Regions from separate parts of the Homo sapiens genome. Here all the other regions are linked to region 4. A link is a contact called in ENCODE Hi-C or POLR2A ChIA-PET data. All regions are on one chromosome and are shown on one strand. The core of a region is the stretch at or near the end of the contact, and the rest is flanking DNA. Distances in the headings are between cores, read along the strand shown. Region 1 holds the start of IVD (isovaleryl-CoA dehydrogenase). Region 2 holds the start of BAHD1 (bromo adjacent homology domain containing 1). Region 3 overlaps LOC105370777 (a long non-coding RNA gene). Region 4 holds the start of FSIP1 (fibrous sheath interacting protein 1).

Evidence for each region. A loop is a pair of places that touch in the nucleus more often than their neighbours do. ChIA-PET counts read pairs that join two places held with the same protein, here RNA polymerase II (POLR2A). Pooled maps may share reads with other maps.
Region 1: a loop to region 4 is called in a map with no recorded cell type, with 5 times the contacts of the local background. The contact joins the promoter of IVD here to the promoter of FSIP1 in region 4. A Hi-C loop is called at or near these places in 1 of 168 maps with a recorded cell type or tissue (CD4-positive, alpha-beta T cell), 2 of 37 single-sample maps with no recorded cell type and 6 of 50 pooled maps. POLR2A ChIA-PET finds 5 or more read pairs at or near these places in 2 of 52 experiments (HCT116 and WTC11).
Region 2: a map of CD8-positive, alpha-beta T cell shows a loop between it and region 4 (4-fold over the local background). The contact joins the promoter of BAHD1 here to the promoter of FSIP1 in region 4. A Hi-C loop is called at or near these places in 1 of 168 maps with a recorded cell type or tissue (CD8-positive, alpha-beta T cell) and 10 of 50 pooled maps.
Region 3: POLR2A ChIA-PET joins it to region 4 with 11 read pairs in BJ. The contact joins the enhancer-like site here to the promoter of FSIP1 in region 4. POLR2A ChIA-PET finds 5 or more read pairs at or near these places in 2 of 52 experiments (A549 and BJ).

What each region holds. Positions count from the first base shown.
Region 1 is chr15:40,403,995-40,407,114 of GRCh38, forward strand. IVD (isovaleryl-CoA dehydrogenase) reads left to right here and starts at 1,801. Exons shown (of 12, transcript NM_002225.5): 1 at 1,801-1,977. The coding sequence starts at 1,834. RefSeq lists an enhancer at 3,006-3,120.
Region 2 is chr15:40,439,574-40,442,475 of GRCh38, forward strand. It overlaps BAHD1 (bromo adjacent homology domain containing 1), which reads left to right and starts at 1,380. Exons shown (of 7, transcript NM_014952.5): 1 at 1,380-1,695. RefSeq lists enhancers at 86-623, 1,429-1,930, 1,931-2,430 and silencers at 1,086-1,755, 1,182-1,367, 1,816-1,875, 2,596-2,715, 2,736-2,805.
Region 3 is chr15:39,139,120-39,141,932 of GRCh38, forward strand. The region is part of intron 1 of LOC105370777 (a long non-coding RNA gene); the gene reads right to left. Among named protein-coding and RNA genes, the nearest start is that of LINC02915, 110 kb to the right of the region's middle. Within about 2 kb of position 1,337, at least 7 of the 41 ENCODE cell types and tissues checked have a DNase peak (open chromatin) inside an H3K27ac peak, as active enhancers do.
Region 4 is chr15:39,781,155-39,784,209 of GRCh38, forward strand. FSIP1 (fibrous sheath interacting protein 1) reads right to left here and starts at 1,687. Exons shown (of 12, transcript NM_152597.5): 1 at 1,474-1,687. LOC105370941 (a long non-coding RNA gene) reads left to right here and starts at 1,752. Exons shown (of 1, transcript NR_135665.1): 1 at 1,752-3,055. RefSeq lists a silencer at 1,317-1,496 and an enhancer at 1,797-1,926.

The DNA.
Region 1 (3,120 bases), core at 551-3,050, 620 kb after region 4:
GATTGCATAGACTCCTGGACTCAGGGTACCAACCTGAGATGAGTTGTTCAAGAGCATTGACTTGGCTGGGTTCCGTGGCTCATGCCTGTAATCCTAGCACTTTGGGAGGCCAAGACAGGAGGATCACATGAGCCCAGGAGTTCAAGATCAGCTTGGGCAACATAGTGAGACTGCCCACCCCCACCCCGGCCCCATCTCTAATTAATTAATTAAATTTTAAAAATAACATTGACACAACATGGAGGAGGAAAATAGAGCAAGTGGAGAGGGGATAGAGACTTAATTCCATCAGCTCCCCTCTTTCCCCTCACCACTCTTCCTTTCCCTGTGTCCCGAACCCGTGTTTCTAAGTCCTGACTGCTATTATTCTGGTGTATTAAATACATACTATTTACTATTTAATACATCTTTTGTTGTTGTTTGTTTTCTCAAATTTTTTGTGGAGACAGGGTCTCCCTATGTTGCACAGGATGGTCTTGGACTCCTGGCCTCGAGCGATCTTCCCACCTAAGCTCCCAAAGTCCTAGGATTACAGGCATGAGCAACCATGCCCAGCCTATTTAATACATCTTATTTAATATATAGTATAATACGTAAATATGTACTATTTAATATTTAACACATATTAAATACAAATGGTCCCCAACTTACAATAGTTCAACTTAAGATTTTTCAACTTTATGATGGTGTGAAAGTGATAGACATTGAATAGAAACTGTACAATATTCAATAAATGATATCTAACACTGTCTTATAAAATATGCTTTGTGTTACATGATTGTGCCGTTATAAGCTATTATAAGTGTTCCAAGTACGTTTAAGGTCCACTAGTCTAAGCTATGATGTTTGGTAGGTTAGGTGTTTTTTTGTTTTCTGTTTTGAGACGGAGTGTCACTCTTGTTGCCCAGGCTGGAGTGCAATGGCGTGATCTCAGCTCACCGCAACCTCCACCTCCCGGGTTCAAGCGATTCTCCTGCCTCAACCTCCTGAGTAGCTGGGATTACAGGCATGCACCACCACGCCCAGCTAATTTTTGTATTTGTAGTAGAGACAGGATTTCTCCATGTTGGCCAGGCTGGTCTAAAACTCTCCGCCTCAGGTGACTCACCCGCCTCGGCCTCCCAAAGTGCTGGGATTACAGGTGTGAGCCATCATGCCCGGCCTAAGTGTATTTTCAAAGTGCATTTTTGACTTACAATATTTTCCATTTATGATGGGTTTATCGAGAAGTAACCCCACTGTAAATCGAGGCGCATCTCCAATCTAGAAGGCAGCTACTCCTTAATAACCCCTTTCCCATAAAACATGAATCTAAATCTACAAACCTTGTTATATAATAAAGCAAGATGTACTCTGTTATGATCAGTGTGCACGTTAGAGCAAGCACTACTTTTCCGATCTTAATTATTCCAGAGATGCTTGACCAATTTACTGGGTACGTGGGCAGTTTTCTGATTGCTGTTTCCACACTCTGCTTTCCCACAGAGAGATTTCCGCAGTTAGGGGCTGCTATTTCAACGCAGGGAGATAAAAAGAAAAAAACACTTGCTCTTCTACCCCGCTAAAAACACTCATCCTAGGGAGCACGCCAGCATTTGCAGCGTTCGGGGCAGGGCCACTCGGCCTGCGGCCGTTGCACTGGCTGGAAGCTGGCAGGCGATCACGGTTGATTGGCTCGGGTGCGGTCCAAGGGCAGCAACGCCTTCGGCGGGCCGCCTAGGGTGATTGGCTGCTGCAGCCCACCCCCTAGCCGGTTTGGTGGGCGGCGAAGCCTGGATTGGTGGAGCTAAGAGCTGGCTCAGTTTCAGCGCTGGCTCTTCGTGCATGGCAGAGATGGCGACTGCGACTCGGCTGCTGGGGTGGCGTGTGGCGAGCTGGAGGCTGCGGCCGCCGCTTGCCGGCTTCGTTTCCCAGCGGGCCCACTCGCTTTTGCCCGTGGACGATGCAATCAATGGGCTAAGCGAGGAGCAGAGGCAGGTGAGGAGACTGACCCCCTTCCTGGCCCCAAGGCCTCCTTCCTGCCTGGTCCCCAAGGCCTCCTTCCTGCCTGGTCCCCATCGGCCCAGCGCCCACCCAGCCTTGGCTTTTGCCCGTGGGCCGTTGGGAGCGCCAGCGCGGGGGCGGGACGCGGGGCCTCCGACCTCGGGTCCAGTCCTCTGACCTCGGCCTCACGTCTGTGGAGTGAAGATTTGAGACCGTGGGACAGTACTGCTGGAAGTAGAGAGGAGGAGTCGAGGCTGGGAGAGCTCCTGAGAGACTGATGGTGTTTTGGTGGAGGATTGGCCAGGCTACCTACCGCTTGTGGCACAAGGGCCCTCAATCTGTATGTAGTTCACTTACACCTGAACAGGCTGAGGTATGCTTCTCACACCTGGGTGGTCATCGTAATCACCAGGGAGTCTTTTTTGTATAAACAGTTTGGGGGTTTTAAAAAGCCACAGTGAGCTCTCCTGTCGCTCTTCAGCCCATTGGGTCAAAACACAAAAGTTGAACAAGTACTTGAAAGAAGTAGTTGGAGGCCAGGCGCCGTGGCTCACACCTGTAATCCTAGCACTTTGGGAGGCCGAGGTGGGAGGATTGTTTGAGCTCAGGGGTTTGAGATCAGCCTAAGCAACATAGCCAGACCCCCATCTCATAAAAAATAGAAAAGAAGACGAAGTAGTATTTACAAATGGAGCAGAACCAGAGTCCTTCCTGAGGTTTCACTTGGAGGCTGGATGGAGTTGGCGGAGGTATGAGCCTCCCAGCAACTCCGTAGTTTATGTTTATAGCCAGCGAGCGCTCAGAGCTTCCGTGAACCACCTCAAGTGGAAAGGGTTCAATCCCTATTCTCAAGCTTTCCTGGCAAGAGGAGTTTCTTTTCTTTTTTCTTTTTTTTTTTTTTTTGAGACGGAGTTTCACTCTTGTTGCCCAGGCTGGAGTGTAATGGCGCGATCTCCGCTCACCACAACGTCCGCCTCCCGGGTTCAAGTGATTCTCCTGCCTCAGCCTCCCAGGTAGCTGGGATTACAGGCATGCACCACCACGCCCGGCTAATTTTGTGTTTTTAGTAGAGACGGAGTTTCTCCATGTTGGTCAGGCTGGTCTCAAACTCCCAACCTCAGGTGATCCTCCTGCCTC
Region 2 (2,902 bases), core at 130-2,629, 660 kb after region 4:
CGTTCCTGGGGCCCAGCCCCTCCCTGGGCTGCTCCAGCGCTCTGGTGACTTGACACTACCCTTTCTGCCGCTGCTCCTTTTACCTCCTAAAGCTCCCCTCCCCCGCCTGAATTGGGAATGAGGCTTTGTTCAGGGGTGAACTCAGCATTTCTCGAGAACCTACTGTGTGCATATCCCGGGCTTAGTGAAGTCCTAGGCGGGCTCTGGCACCACCAGGTGCCCAAGACACAGCTCCTTCCCGCACCTAACAGGGACTTCCCATCTCTCTCTGTGCCCTTAGCCTGCTGTGCCCACCCACCCCACTGACCCCGCGAGCGTGCTCGGGCTTGGGAGGGCACGTCTGTGGGGGTGAGAGACGGAGCCACAGCATTTGGTGACTAGGGGGAAGCCAGGTAAGTGTCTACACTTGGTTCTCCCGTAGCTTGGGGACGCGAGGGAGGGAGTCCAGCCGCTCCTGTCAGGCTGCCCGCCCCTTTCTCCCTCCCCCGGAGAGCTCTGATGTTCCCCGCGGTGGTGGAAGAGGGTGTGTGGGTGTCAAGGACTCACAGACCAGGCTCTGCTGTCAGCTGGAAATGGATGAGGGCTCCACACTCTGCTTCTGAAGAGGGTGAATTAGGAGCTGGGGTTGGGGGCGGTAGGTGAAGGGCAGAAAGAGGAAAAAGAGATGCGGGTGAGGGGTTACCGAGCCAGGACCGACCTTGCTGGAAAGGAAAGGAGACGTGGCAGGCAGGGAAGTCGGAAAGATGAGGCAAGGGCGGGAGGGGCTTCTCAGCAGTCGGGGCCCTTTTGCAGGAGTCTGGGGCCCTTTCTGCAGGAAAGGGGGGTTGTTCTCGCTTGATTTTCGGCTGGTCTTCCTGAAGCTTTGCCCTGGGGGCAGCAGCCTCCGGCGAGGATGGGGTGTTCCTCGGCCCGCAGTTTTCTCCAGCGCGTGCTGGGGAGGATTTGGGGGAAAGGGGATGCGGAGGGGTGATGGCCAGGGCGGGGGGAGATAAGATTTTTCCGGGGGGGCTAGCAGCTGGGAGATTGGGGTCGAGTCACCGTGGGATACGGGCTCAGGTTCTGAAGACGAAGAGAAAAATCCAAGAAGCCGGCAAAGAAAATCACCCCTTGCCACCACCCTTGGCACGGCACCCCTCCCCCAAGGCCCCACCACTCCCCGCACCGCCTCCCCCGGCCGCCTCGTGCTGCCCCCTGCGTTGGGACGACCGACCCACGGTTCTGATTGGTCAGAGACCGGGAGGGGGAGCCGAGGGCCGGATTGGCTGGCGGAGCCAGCGCAGGGCGGGGCGGCTGATTGGCGGAGCTGGCCGAGGGGCGCGCTGCTGATTGGCTGGGGACGAGGAAGCAGGAAGGAGGGCGGCGGAGGCTCCGCTCTCGGGGAGTTTGTGGGGGAACCGCGAGCGGCGTAGCGGATCCCGGAGCCCGGCCCCCGCCGCCCGCCCGTCCGGCTGCCTGCCCCGCCCGTCCGGCCCCCGCCGTCCGCCCGCCCCGGCCAGGCGCGCCCGCCCCCCCCGACGGCCCCGCCCGGCCGCGGTCCCCGCTCCGCCCGCCCGGCCCCGGCCCCCAGGAGGAGGCGCTGACGCAGCAGCGTGGAGCCCGGGAATTGAGCGCCCCCGGGGGGTTCCAGCCGCCGGATTCCAGCCCGGCCGGGGCCTGCGGGCGCCCAGAGCCGCGCCGTCCGCGCCGCCCGTTCTGGTGAGTCAGGGGCCGGGGTCGAGGAGGGGGAAGGGGCGAGCTGGAGGGAGGGAGCGAGCGAGGTAGGCAGAAGAGCGAAGGGGGAGAGCACCGGCCGCCCGTCAGCGCGCCCCACCGAGCGCGCCGCGCCACCGCCCCCGCCAGCCCGGGAAGGGACGGACGGACGGACGACGCGAAGCAGGTGCGGCCGCCCGCCCGCTCGCGCCACCTCCCTCCCCTGGGTCCGGCACCACGGTCCCGCCATCGGGGAACGCGGCGCGCCTCGAGGTGACAGCCCCCGGGGGCCGCCCGCCTTGCAGGCCGGGGGCGGGGTGGGTGGCGGCCGCAGGGTGGCAGCTCGGCCGGGCGGCGGCGGCGCGGGCGTCCCGAGCTGCGGAGGGCGGGAGGACGCCGGTCTTTCCTCGCCGCGGCGGAGCCGGCTCGCCTCCGAGTGCGCGGGCGGCGAGGCCCCCGCCGCGCCCCCTCCCCCATCGCGGTCCCCGAGGCAAGGGGCCGCGGCCGGGGGCGGCGCCGCGGGATCGCCCGCTCAGGGTGGGGGGCGCCCTCCCGCGCTGGGAGCTGACCGGTTATTGCTGGATGGGGGGCAGGGGATGAGGGCCGCGCCGGGCCGGGGGCGGCAGGGGGGAGTAGTGTAGACCCGACTCGATCGGGCTGAGAGGAAGGGAGGCGCCGAAGACGGAAGGGGACCGGTTCGAAAAGCGAGTGTGGGCCGCGGGAGGCCCTGCGGGGACCTTGCGGGGCGGCGGCCGAGTCCGAGGTGTGGCGGGGGGAATCGAAGTTGTCAGACCGCCTCCAAGTGACAGCGGGACCCTGTGCTCGCGGCCCGGCCTGGTCTTGCCCTGCTCGCTCCGCCGCCTCTCTTCTGGGGCTGGGGGCCGGGTCAGGTCGGGCCCGAGGGGCTCGCTTGGCGGTGAAGCGCCGGACAAAGGCGGCGCCGGAGCGGGCGCAGGTGGTGGCGTCGGGGAGGGGAGCGGGTCCGAGGCACCCACTCCGAGGGGCGGGCGACGGGGCCGGACTCTGCCCCGGGGACTGCGGGGGCCGGGGCGCCCGCCGGGAGGAGCTGCGGCACTGGCTTGCCGCTCTAGCCGCTCGCTGTTGGCCTCGAGGCTCTGGGAAGTGGGGTCTACTTGCCGGGGGCCGAGGGGCCGGGGTGGGGGTGTATGCTCATGATGTGCCTTGGCTGGTGGCGACGGGGTTGCTACTCACC
Region 3 (2,813 bases), core at 87-2,586, 640 kb before region 4:
GTGATAGAATTACATAGGAGTAAATATACAAATGAGTATGAGTATAGGTAAGCTAGGGAAGTCTGAATATCTAGATAAGATCAATGGGTTGTGTCAATGCCAATATCCTGGTTGATATTTAATTGTGGTTTTGCACAGAACTTTTGCGAGTTGGGGCAAACTAGGTAAAGGGAATGTGGAAATTCTTTATATTATTTCTTACAATAGCTTGTGAGTCTACAATTGTCTCAAAACCATTAAAATAAAATGACAATTTATTTACTTACAAGAGGTTTCATAATGCCTTGGGATTGTGAGACAACTGAACATTAAGGGTGATTAATCAATGACACTGTTAACCCTTCAAAATCTCTTTTGGATATACAACTTGTACCCTAAAACTTAAAGTATAATTAAAAAAAAAAATCAAAAAAAAAAAAAAAAGATTTCCCAAAACCCAAAGTGACACAGAGAAAAAGATATGATAAAATGGCCCTTGGCTGGAATTTGCCTTGGAGCTACTTTCTGCTTTCTCTCCTCTAATATTTGCCACAGTGGCGTTGTTGCATACCATGAGGAAAATTGGATAGCAGGACATTCAAACATATTTCTGCATTCATTTTTTATAAGGCTATAGAGATATTACTGAAGTTTCCTTTTGTCTTTTGTCAACTAATAAGAAATATGTTTCCAAATCAGATGCTAAAATTCCAGGAAAATGTTTGATTCATGGTGGTGTTGGTTCATTTCCCTGTATAGTAATAATAATGTAATAGTAATAGTACTAATACTTGTTGTTTGTGTGGTTAATGTTGTCACTGTACTAGGGGCTTTCCACAGTCCAGAACCTGGTCAAAGCATTTGCTATTCAAATAAACTATTTTCCTGTGAATTGTCTTCAGTACCATGGAAACGCTATTACAGCCCCTCTAAACTGGGAATGGCTGGCATAGGAGCAGCCCCAGGAGGGTAAGGTCAGGACCACGCAGATGTGACTGCTGCTCTGCTCGCCCTGCAGTGATAAGAGCACAGCTGTGGGAAAGCCAGAGCATCTGTTGTGAGTCACCAAGTGCAAACAGGATGATAACAGAGTTAGGATCAGAAAACAACATACCTTCTGAGACACAGAAGGCAGCACACCACAGAACACTGGCTCCTTTCTACAGAAAAAGGAAACCAAGCAATGTTCCTTCAGCAAGTTGGCCTGTGCTCATGTGTCTGTTTCCTTCTGTTGGGTCTAGTTGGTCCCTATCAAAACAGAACCCCTTTCCTCTGAATTTGAGCTGACTTGAAGATAGGCTGGATGCCACTTACAGCATCTGTGGGGACTCCAGAAAGAGACTCCCTTCCTTTCCCTATAGCACTCCATATATGGCTATGGCATCCAGCCTTAAGGGATTGTGGTTAAGAGCAGATGCTGGCTTTCCTGGAATGGACACTGGCCATCGTTACTCATGAATCAAGCCTTCCTCTCTTAAGGGTGCTGGTCTTTTCTATATATAGATTGTTTAACTGGGGCTACATTTATCCCCTAGAAAAGGAGAGTTGCATATATAACAGTACGGATTTTTCCTGAATTGACCCCTAACTTACTAAGCTTCGGAACAAGCAATCTATTTTTCATGACTTAATTTTATAAAATTTACACATATATACATACACACACACATACGTGTTTTCACATATAACTCCATATATTTTAATACTATTTTTTCCTTCCCCACTACATTCCTACAAACATTTTTCTCCTTTTTTCAACTTAATTCGATGACATATCCCACTGGCTTCTCTTTATGTCCCTTCTTCTGTATCATTCACACCTGTTCATCCTCTGCCTTATGTATTACTACATTCAAACTTCTTACTAACACATTGTATAATACTTTTAGTCACATTTGCTTGCACACCTTCACTCTCACCCAACTTCTCTTTCACACATACACACACACACACACACACACATCACACATCACACATACACACTCACATGTACTCTCCAGATCCCAGTCTGCTCTTGGTTCCTCGAGCTGGCCTTGACAGTCTCCAGCTAGTGTAGCCACTGATTTTTTGCTACCAATAGCCACAAGCATAAAACAAAAATGGGCTGGGGCTAGATGGAACTAGGCAGTCGTGGGGCAAGCTGGCAGAACACTGAGGGGAAAGATGGTTCTAAAACCTCTCCAGCTGGGGCTGAGAAGTGCTGGCGCAGCAGGAGAGAGTGGGAAAGCCTGTCTAAGGTCAGCAGCCTGACCTGGCAATCAGGACACTGAAAGCCACAGACAAGGTGTGGGTGGGTGGGCAGAGCGGGGGGTGCACAGGGGTATTGGAATTGAAAAGAAGCTGAAGTAAGAAAAGTTAGAAATGATCATGAATTGATTACTTATTACCAGTTAGGCACTGGGCTCTACATTTTCAGATATTTACTGTTTACTTTTTACTGCAAACATGTGAAGGAGATGATCATTATTTTGCAGATGAAGTTCAAAGAGTGTAATATTTAACCAGCTCTGTATAGAGAAAGTAGAGGATTCGGGTGCACTCCTGAAGCAGTGATTTGAATATATTTGTTTTCATTTGGGATACTCTTGCTCTCATTCACATGTTATGGGCTGGCTATGGTGAGAAAAGAGAAGCTCTGGGTGTTGGCATTAGGAGATGGTGTTCAGCTTCAGGAGAAGCTGCCCAGGCCTCTGAAGAACAGACACTGGAAACCAGAGGCAGAGCAAATACCCCTACTTCTTAAGCAAGGATTGCTGGTTTTTGCCCTGCCTTTCGCATACATACTTCCCAAAGGGCAAAGCACTGCTTTAAAAAACAAATAAACGAAAACAAAA
Region 4 (3,055 bases), core at 437-2,936:
GATTTGGACACACACATCACCCCAGATGATGTACGGATGGCAAAAGAGCACATGAAAAGATGTTCAACATCATTACCCCTCAAAAAAATAAAATAAAAATCACAATGAGATACCACTACACACCTATTCAAATGACAAAAATTAATTTTTTAGAAAACTGACAATACCAAGTGCTGACAAAGTTGGAGAGCAACTGTAACACTCATATTGCCAATGACAATGCAAAATCATCACTTTTCAAAACTGCTTAGCAGTTTCTTATAAAGTTAAACATATATTTACCATATGACTCCACAATCTCATTCATATTTACCCAAGAAATGAAAACATATTCACACACACAAAAAAAAACCTGTACATGAATATTTATACCAGCTTCATCAATAATAGCCAACAACTGGAAAGAACTCATCCAAATATGCCTCAAGTAGGAAATGGATAAATATACTACCGTAGATCCATACAATGGACTATTACTCAGCAACATAAAGGAACAACTGATACACAGAACATGAATGAATAGCAACTGCATGATGCTAAGCTGAAAGAAGCCTGATTCAAAAGGCCACAGGGTGTTTGCTTCCATCAATATGACATTCTGGAATAGGCAAAATTACAGGAACAAAAAACTAGGAAGTTGTTGCCAGGGATGGCGTTAGGGGAGGGATTAAATACAAAGAGCACTAGGGAATTTGGGGTTCATGATGAAACTTCCGTATGCTGATTGTGGTGGTTGGTAATTACATAACTGTATACATTTGTCAAAACTCACAGAACTGTAGATTAAATGGGTGAGGCTTACCATAAGTAAGTTATACCTCAATTTTAAGTTAATATATTTGTGCCAATCTTTCTTTAGTTATGCTCATACATCCATAAAATATATTAGAATTGCTGAGTCAAAGAACACTTATGTTTCAAATTTTGGTAGTTCGCCAAATTGTACTCCAAAAAGGCTGCACCAAATTACACTACTTCCCCTACACTGGGCTGGGGCCCATCTGGTTATGTCAAAGCTGTTTCATCTTCTCCAGTCTCATAGGTGTAAAAGGTATCTGTGAATTTGGTTTACATTTCTTCACGAGAAAAGTTGAGTCTCTAATCAATTGTTTGCTGTTTGCATCTTTTTATTTTTCCTGTGAAATGCCTATTTGCATCCTTTGCCGTTTACGGTCTAGTTTAAATGGCTGGTGATCAGTTCTAGATCTTGGTGGGAAGATCCAAATCTCGGGAAAGTAGAAGCCTTGGTTACAGGTCCTAATGTTAGGTGATTCCTGGAGAAATAGCCTCCGCGGAGGCAGAAGCCGCTGGGGCCCCGCCCCCAATGAGCCCGCCCCCGCCCTCTCATTGGCCCTGTCCGCTCTCCCTGACAGTCCATCTACATGCCAAGCGGCCCGACGCAGCTCCGCCCCGCCCACTCCTCGGCGCACCGCCCCGCGACCGAGCTCCGCCCTCATCTGCGCGGCCCCTCACCTTCCCGCCGGGCCTCCTCGAGGAACTGGCCGCCGTCAGTCAGGGCGCAGATGGCCGCAGAAGCGCGCCGCAGACACTCGCCGCGCCAGCCACTTACCCCCAGAGGAGAGGGGTCTCTCCCGCCACCTCAGCCTCTCTGGTAGTGGAAGAAGCCGCCGGTCCAGATCCCTCCTGCCTGTGGGACCGCTGTTTCCCTGGCAACCAGATGCGCGATGCTTCCGGTCTCGCGATAGCGGAAAGGGCTGTACCATCCGGAAATGGGACCGGGGCCGGCGGCTGTTGGAGCCCTGCGAGCTGGGACGGCCGGCGTGTGTCCTTCCGTCTTCGCTGCCGACGGTGGGGGTTGGGAGCGATTTTTCGTCTTTAGGTTGGATTCGGAACGCGGACGTCTGGATGCTTGTGTATCTCTGTCCCTCATATTGCTGTGATGCCTTACAGGTCAGTTATCCTCTCCGAGCACAGTTTCCTCCTCCGTAAAATGGGAACAATAATAATTCCCTTCTTACAAGACTTGTGCAGCTCAAAAAGACCATGTATGTGAAGCTCTAGTAAATTTGGGGTGCTATGGAAATTTTAAAAATATGAGTTTTGCACAGATTCGGCTACAGTCCAAAAAGAGTTATAATTGCTTTTTGCACCTTCTTTCATTTCGTAGTTTCTCTAATTCTCAGTGCACGAAAATTATTTCCCTACGTCCACAAACTGATTTTCCTCACCTCCATTGCCATCATTTCTCCTGCTTTCCAGTCTGAACAGCACATTACCGTTTACAGGGCATTTTCACATTCATGGCCCCTTTGTCCTCATTGTTTTAACTAGGTACGATGTGGTTTTTTTTCAGCGAAGCAAATAGTCGTAGGCTGAGTTGCCGAAAGAACACAGCTGCAGTCTAGGCGAGTGCTGGGTATAAAAACCTGGCTATAAATGCCATCCCTATGCTCCTGAATCCTGCATCTTATCACCAGCCCAGACTTCCCTGAACTCCAGACTCCTTTACCTAACTGCCTATTTGGCATATCCACTTAGATGTGTAAGCATCTCAAACTTAACACGGGAAAAAACAACTTCTCCAGAGTCCCCCACCCACTTTCTATCCATCTCAGCAAATGGTAATTTCAGCCTGCCATGCCTAGACCAAAAACCTTGGAGTCATCCTCAATTCTTCTTCCTCTCTCACTCTACAATCTATTTGTCCTATCAGCTCAACATTCAAAATATATTCAGAATCCAAACATTCGTCACAACTTCAGTGCTTCCATTCAGGTTCATACTGACATCATCTCTAAATGATAAGGCTTTCTGTTGGCTCTCTGACCTCCACTCCTACCTACTGCTTTCCCCTGGTAAACCTGGTTCCAGCCTCACTGTCCTCATTGTTAGTGTTTCTGTGCAGGGATTTCTTCCCAGCATTTCTCAGGGAATTTATGTGGCTTTCCAAATCTCAAAAGAAAAAAAGTTGCAAACTGAAGAAAATGGGAGAAAGTATCCTAATCCTCCTATGAGAATTAAAACTTAGCAGCCGACCTAGAGATGTTACTGAAGAAATTCACCAATGTCAAGTTGAAAACCAGCACAGGAAATG